Regions from separate parts of the Homo sapiens genome. Here region 1 is linked to region 2. The links are chromatin loops, found by intact Hi-C in ENCODE. Cell type or tissue: CD4-positive, alpha-beta T cell. All regions are shown on one strand.

Region 1 (2,500 bases), 560 kb before region 2:
CTTCTGCTTTTGGGCTAAGACCGGTCCAATTGATCACTGGGGAACAGGGCAATAACCTCCCGCGGAGGCTGGGACGCGGGCACGGAGCTCTGCCCATATGAGCAGCGCAGGGATGGGACACTGGGTGCCCATCCCAGCGCGCCTCCCCAGACTGGTCCCTGGGATGCTCACACGTGGCGCGGCACCGCGGCGGCGCCTTCACGAACCCAGACTCTTCTCTGCTGCCAGTTGACCTCAGGTCCACAGGTCTCCTTCGATCCTTGCAATTGATCAAAACCCACCAAAGGCTTTTATTTGTACCAATGGACCGTCCATGTTTACCCCCTCCCTGCCCATTTAAGGCACGGAAAATCTATTCACCCAAGCCCAGGGTAAGTGATGGTGGATGCCCACTCCACCGGGCATCTTGCTTAAAGGGGGCTGCCCATAGGTCCCTGGAGAGGGGCTTGGTCCAGAACACACACAGAATGAACATCATCCCACCCCAATGCTGCAGGTCTACGGAAGAGCCTCGACCTCCCGTATCCTGGGTTTGGCTCTGCTTCTCTGCTTGAGTGTTTCCTGTGCTCAGGGCACTGAAGAAGCTTGAGGCACAAAGAAAGCCCCCAGCAATCTCTCCAGAACAATTTGGCTTCTTGTTTAAACCTGTGCTGGCTACAAGAGTTTCTGGACAGGCAAGACCTTCACTCTCACGTTCAGATTCTGTCCTGTCAGGGAGTCCGCTTGGCCTCCGCGAAGAGCTGGGAAAAGCGAGCCTCCCACCCCCACTCTCAAGTAGTAAAATCAAAGCGGATGGACCCTTATTTCTGAGGAGTGAAAGCGAGAAGAACGATGCGTGTAAAATGCTAGTTCCTTAATTCACACAATCCAGCACCGGCTCCCGGATGATCATTTTGCACACAAGCAGTCACTGGGAAACTGAGGCATGGAGAGGTTAAGTAACGAACCGGGCCACACCGTAAGTGGTACAGCTGCTGACGTTACATGTGCCTCGGTGAGGTGAAGTGACTACCGGGCTAGCCTTGGGGACCTGTCGCGACTTGTCGGGTGTCTCCAACCGCGTTGCCGCCTGGCTTTCAGCCGTGCGCTGGCCAGCCGGGCGGGTGACGTCACCTCTCCCCGGGTCCGTGCACCCAGGCCTTCCCTGCTCCGGGTGAGTATTTTTTCATGGGATTCAGCCATCTGGGGGCGCCATTTCCCAAAACAGAGATTGTCCCTTTGAGGTTGCAAGTCAGGTTCCTTTACGCTGAGATCCCTTACATTTTTACTTTTAGGAAGGTTTTTTCGAGGGGTGGGGGGATGACCTCATTCCTTCGCCTTTGGCCCTCCCTCTACCCGGCCCCACAACGAGGACGCCCCTGCAGCTGGCTGGGCCGCTTCCTCTTGCCACGCGGGGGGACCTGTGCCCGCGGCCGTGCACCTCCGTGTACGCTTCTGCTCCTCGGACCCCATCGGTTCAGACGCGGATTTCCGAGAACGAGACCAGAGTCTGCGTCTGGAGAGCCTTTGCCCCTCATCTTAGGAAGAGTCTAGTCTGAGAACAAACAGTTTGCCAACTCCTACCCCGAGCTCTTGCGCGTATCTCCTTAAATATTTCAAGGGTCTGGGCCCCAGATGGGTGCTCGGAAAGCAAACGAAGGGTCCAGGGAGGCCGAGGCCAACGCGGAGCTCAGCGCCCCCTTCTTGCCTGAAGGGGCGCGCTGGAGGAGGAAGGGCGCGGCGGAGACGCAGAAGGCGGTTCCTTGGGGGCAAAGCAGGAGCCAGTCTGGGGCCTACCCCTTCTCGCCCTGAGGGATTCTGTCCTGGAGAGAACTGTAATTGCCCAGGTCTGTGTAAGCAATCTGGTCTGTGGGTTCAAAGCCAGTGTGAACCCCACGTTCCCGAGACCTCTTTGCCCCAACCAAGTACAGCGAAGTTTTGAAGCTCAGTAGAAAATGACTAAAAAACAGTCCAAACTCCAAAATGATAAAAACAAGTACACCTACAAGGATAATCTTCTGCAACAGAACATTTTCTTGTTCTTCCCCACCCCATGAGTGTTTTAGTCCACAGCTGACTGGGAATAGACTGAACGCTATTTTGTACTATGCTTCTCTCAGGAAGATAGAGGCATATCATGGAGGCTGGCCGTGGGTTGGTGCCTTGGCAGAGACCAGTTTCTGTTTCTTCTGTTGTTCCTTCAATAAGAAAATAGCCCTAGAAATTTTGGGAGAATGAATGGGGCGAAGGCATGGCATGTCTTTTTTGTATCTCTGGGCTGCTTCTGATTAAAAAACAACAACCAAAAAAAAAAAAAAAAACAAAAAAAACCACACACACAAAAATCCTCGAGGGCAGTTCGGCGAGCTCGACTTGTGGGGAGGAAATTCCATTTCTGTTTAGTGCACACGTCCTTACTCTAGCCTTTTATTTATAGCATAAGGTCTCAAATTTGCTGGACCAGTAGAAATTCTTTAGTCTTTGCATTCCAAAATTTGAGATTGATGTTACCGGTGTACAT
Region 2 (2,500 bases):
AATGACCGGTGTCCACACACAAGGAAGGACACAAGAAGACACAGAAAAGAAGGACATGCAAAAATGGAAACAGAGATGAGAGTAACACTGCCATAGACCAAGGAGTGCCAAAGATCACCAACAAACACCAGAAGCTAAGGGAGGTTCCAGAAGAAACTAATCCTGTTGACACCTTGATTTCAGACTTCTGGCCTCCAGAACTGTTAGAGAATGAGATTCTGCTGTCTAAGCCACCCAGTGCGTGGTGCTTTGTTATGGCAGCCCTAGGACATGAACACCAGCAGGAGGCGTATGGTAAGGTGGGAACTCTGAAGCCAGACTGTCTCAGTTCACATTTTGGTTGTCACTTTCTCATTACGTTTATGGGCTGTTGATCTTTTTTGGATTCATTTGCTCATTTGTGAAATGGAGATAAAACTAGTTCCTATATCAAAGGTTTGGCATGACAGTTAAATCAGGCAGTTAATGCTCAATAAATATTGCCAAAAGACAAAATGACAACAAATTTAGTTTAAAGATCTTAATTGGCTTTTATTTGCAATTCTAGAGTTGAGAAACACCTCGATGTGTTCCAGTGAGCTGAGCAGAAGTGGCTGGCTTTATAGACAGAAAAGGAAAACAGAAACAGGGAACAAAAAGTCATTTCACAGTTACTTTCCTTGTAAAGGTTAAATCAGATGGGACTTTCTTATCATGCCAGCTAAAATTGGCTCATTTGGGGGTTTGGCTATTTATTATCCCTCTCTCTCCTGATTTCTTGGAAGGTCAAATAGACAACTTCATTTCAGCTTGGTGGCCATGAAACTTTAGCGTGAGTGACTCCATTTTGGTCTGGTCTGTTGGGCCTAGCGCAGGAGCTCCGTTCAAACCAATGACTTCCTATAAATTTTATTTAACAACACTCATTATGATTTACAGACTGTGTTTCTATGTCCCTGTATTTCAAAAGCATATTATTTCTGCCTTCTCCTTACTTCATGGGAGGATTTGTGACAATGGACACAAACTAATATTTTTATAAACATGGTGAATATGACTAAACCTTTGTTTCTATTATTACTATCCTTTCATGTCTACTTAGGGTTCAACAACTAAGGGAAATCACAGCCTTTATGGTAAAACTCATGCATTTTTTGTGTGACAGTTGTAACCAAATGCTGATTCACATGATATGTATTTAAACGTGTTGCTACGATTAACAGATAGTTGATGAATACTATTTAATTAATAAATCAGAAGCCTTATTTTGGAGTTTTAGAAAAATAAAAGTTAGAAAATGCATAGCTAGTTCCAGAAATAAAATACCTGTGAAATGATGATAAATAAAAATGCCTTCCACTTCCTTTCATTTCATTCTATAGTCTTGGTTCTATCTCTGAGTCTGGAATCTGCTCATTTGAAATTTTCCATTGTGATAAGGTGAGCAGGTCCTGGCTGCTCCACCTACTGGTGTTACTTGATAGAAATCATGAAACTTCTCTCAGCAACTGCTTCTTCATTGGAAACATAAGGAAACGCGTAGGCTCTACCTTACAGATCTCTGAGGAACTCAGCTAACAGGACACAAGTAAAGAAAGAACTGTAGCATGAGCACATGGTGACTGTTCAATAACTTTCTGAAAAAGTTGTTCTTATCTCCAAGACATATTACCCTGAATTTCTTTGATTTTAATTACCTTAACATGAAAGCTCTCATCACAAGCCACAACTTAGATTATACATCTAACAACTAGCACCAAAAACAAGCAAATCATTGGAAAATATCTCTGCAGAAAGGACTACATAATTAAAGAACAATCTGTGAAGATCTGTAGTTTTTTTTAAATTTTTTTTCAACTTGAAGGTGAAACTGTACATCTATGCTTTGCCAACTGACTACTTTCTGGGGCTGATTTGAGTCATGTGCACACACTGGTCCCCAGACACACAAAACAGAATCAAGGCCTTGGCTTACAGTGACATTGCATCTGTAAGAGCCATGTAAATACCTGCTACTTGGTATCTTCTACATCTTAGATATTTATTTTTATTCTAAAGCCAACCTACATATCCATAACTGCACAGCAACCATTTATACATCTCTATATTTGTGATTTTGATTTTTAGGCAACACTTACCATCTATTTTTTTTGCTATCAATCTCATCACAAAAGGTATAATCACATGTATTTTGTATATTGGAAAGTAAATTTACCAATATTAACTTTAGGTAGAAGATGTCAGAAAATCCTTTTAATATTATTTTTGACCTTTATTTTCACCAACAGCAATAGGTTAGTGTCCATTAAAAAGATGAGCTTTACAAAAGTGCAAGGTTTCAAAAATTATTTGAGAAGTCAGATCTCAGGGAAAATGCAGGAAAAGAAGGGATGGCCAGAGGTTCAGGAAGAGGGACACCCATTGGCCATGCCTTCAAGAAGTTCTTGTTCTGGTTTGCTGACATGAAAGCTATGTCAAGGAAACTGCCTTCTAGTGATGAAAAGATTCATTTAGACAATGG

The links. A loop is a pair of places that touch in the nucleus more often than their neighbours do. Peaks named below come from ENCODE experiments on the same cell type or tissue, not always from the same donor. Only the 100,000 strongest peaks of a DNase experiment are listed, where the experiment ranks them.
Region 1: it touches region 2 in a loop (5-fold over the local background); 6 of 110 quality-filtered maps call a loop at or near these places.

Annotation. Positions count from the first base shown.
Region 1 is chr4:153,791,352-153,793,851 of GRCh38, forward strand. No RefSeq gene overlaps it. Among named protein-coding and RNA genes, the nearest start is that of SFRP2, 3.5 kb to the left of the region's middle. RefSeq lists enhancers at 768-1,469, 1,046-1,340, 1,573-1,742. In CD4-positive, alpha-beta T cell, no CTCF peak of the experiment used is centred here; a DNase peak (open chromatin) is centred at 1,120; H3K4me3 peaks cover 1,346 bases; H3K27me3 peaks cover 2,362 bases.
Region 2 is chr4:154,348,591-154,351,090 of GRCh38, forward strand. The region is part of intron 3 of DCHS2 (dachsous cadherin-related 2); the gene reads right to left. Among named protein-coding and RNA genes, the nearest start is that of DCHS2, 140 kb to the right of the region's middle. In CD4-positive, alpha-beta T cell, a CTCF peak has its summit at 1,404 (motif pointing left); no DNase peak of the experiment used is centred here.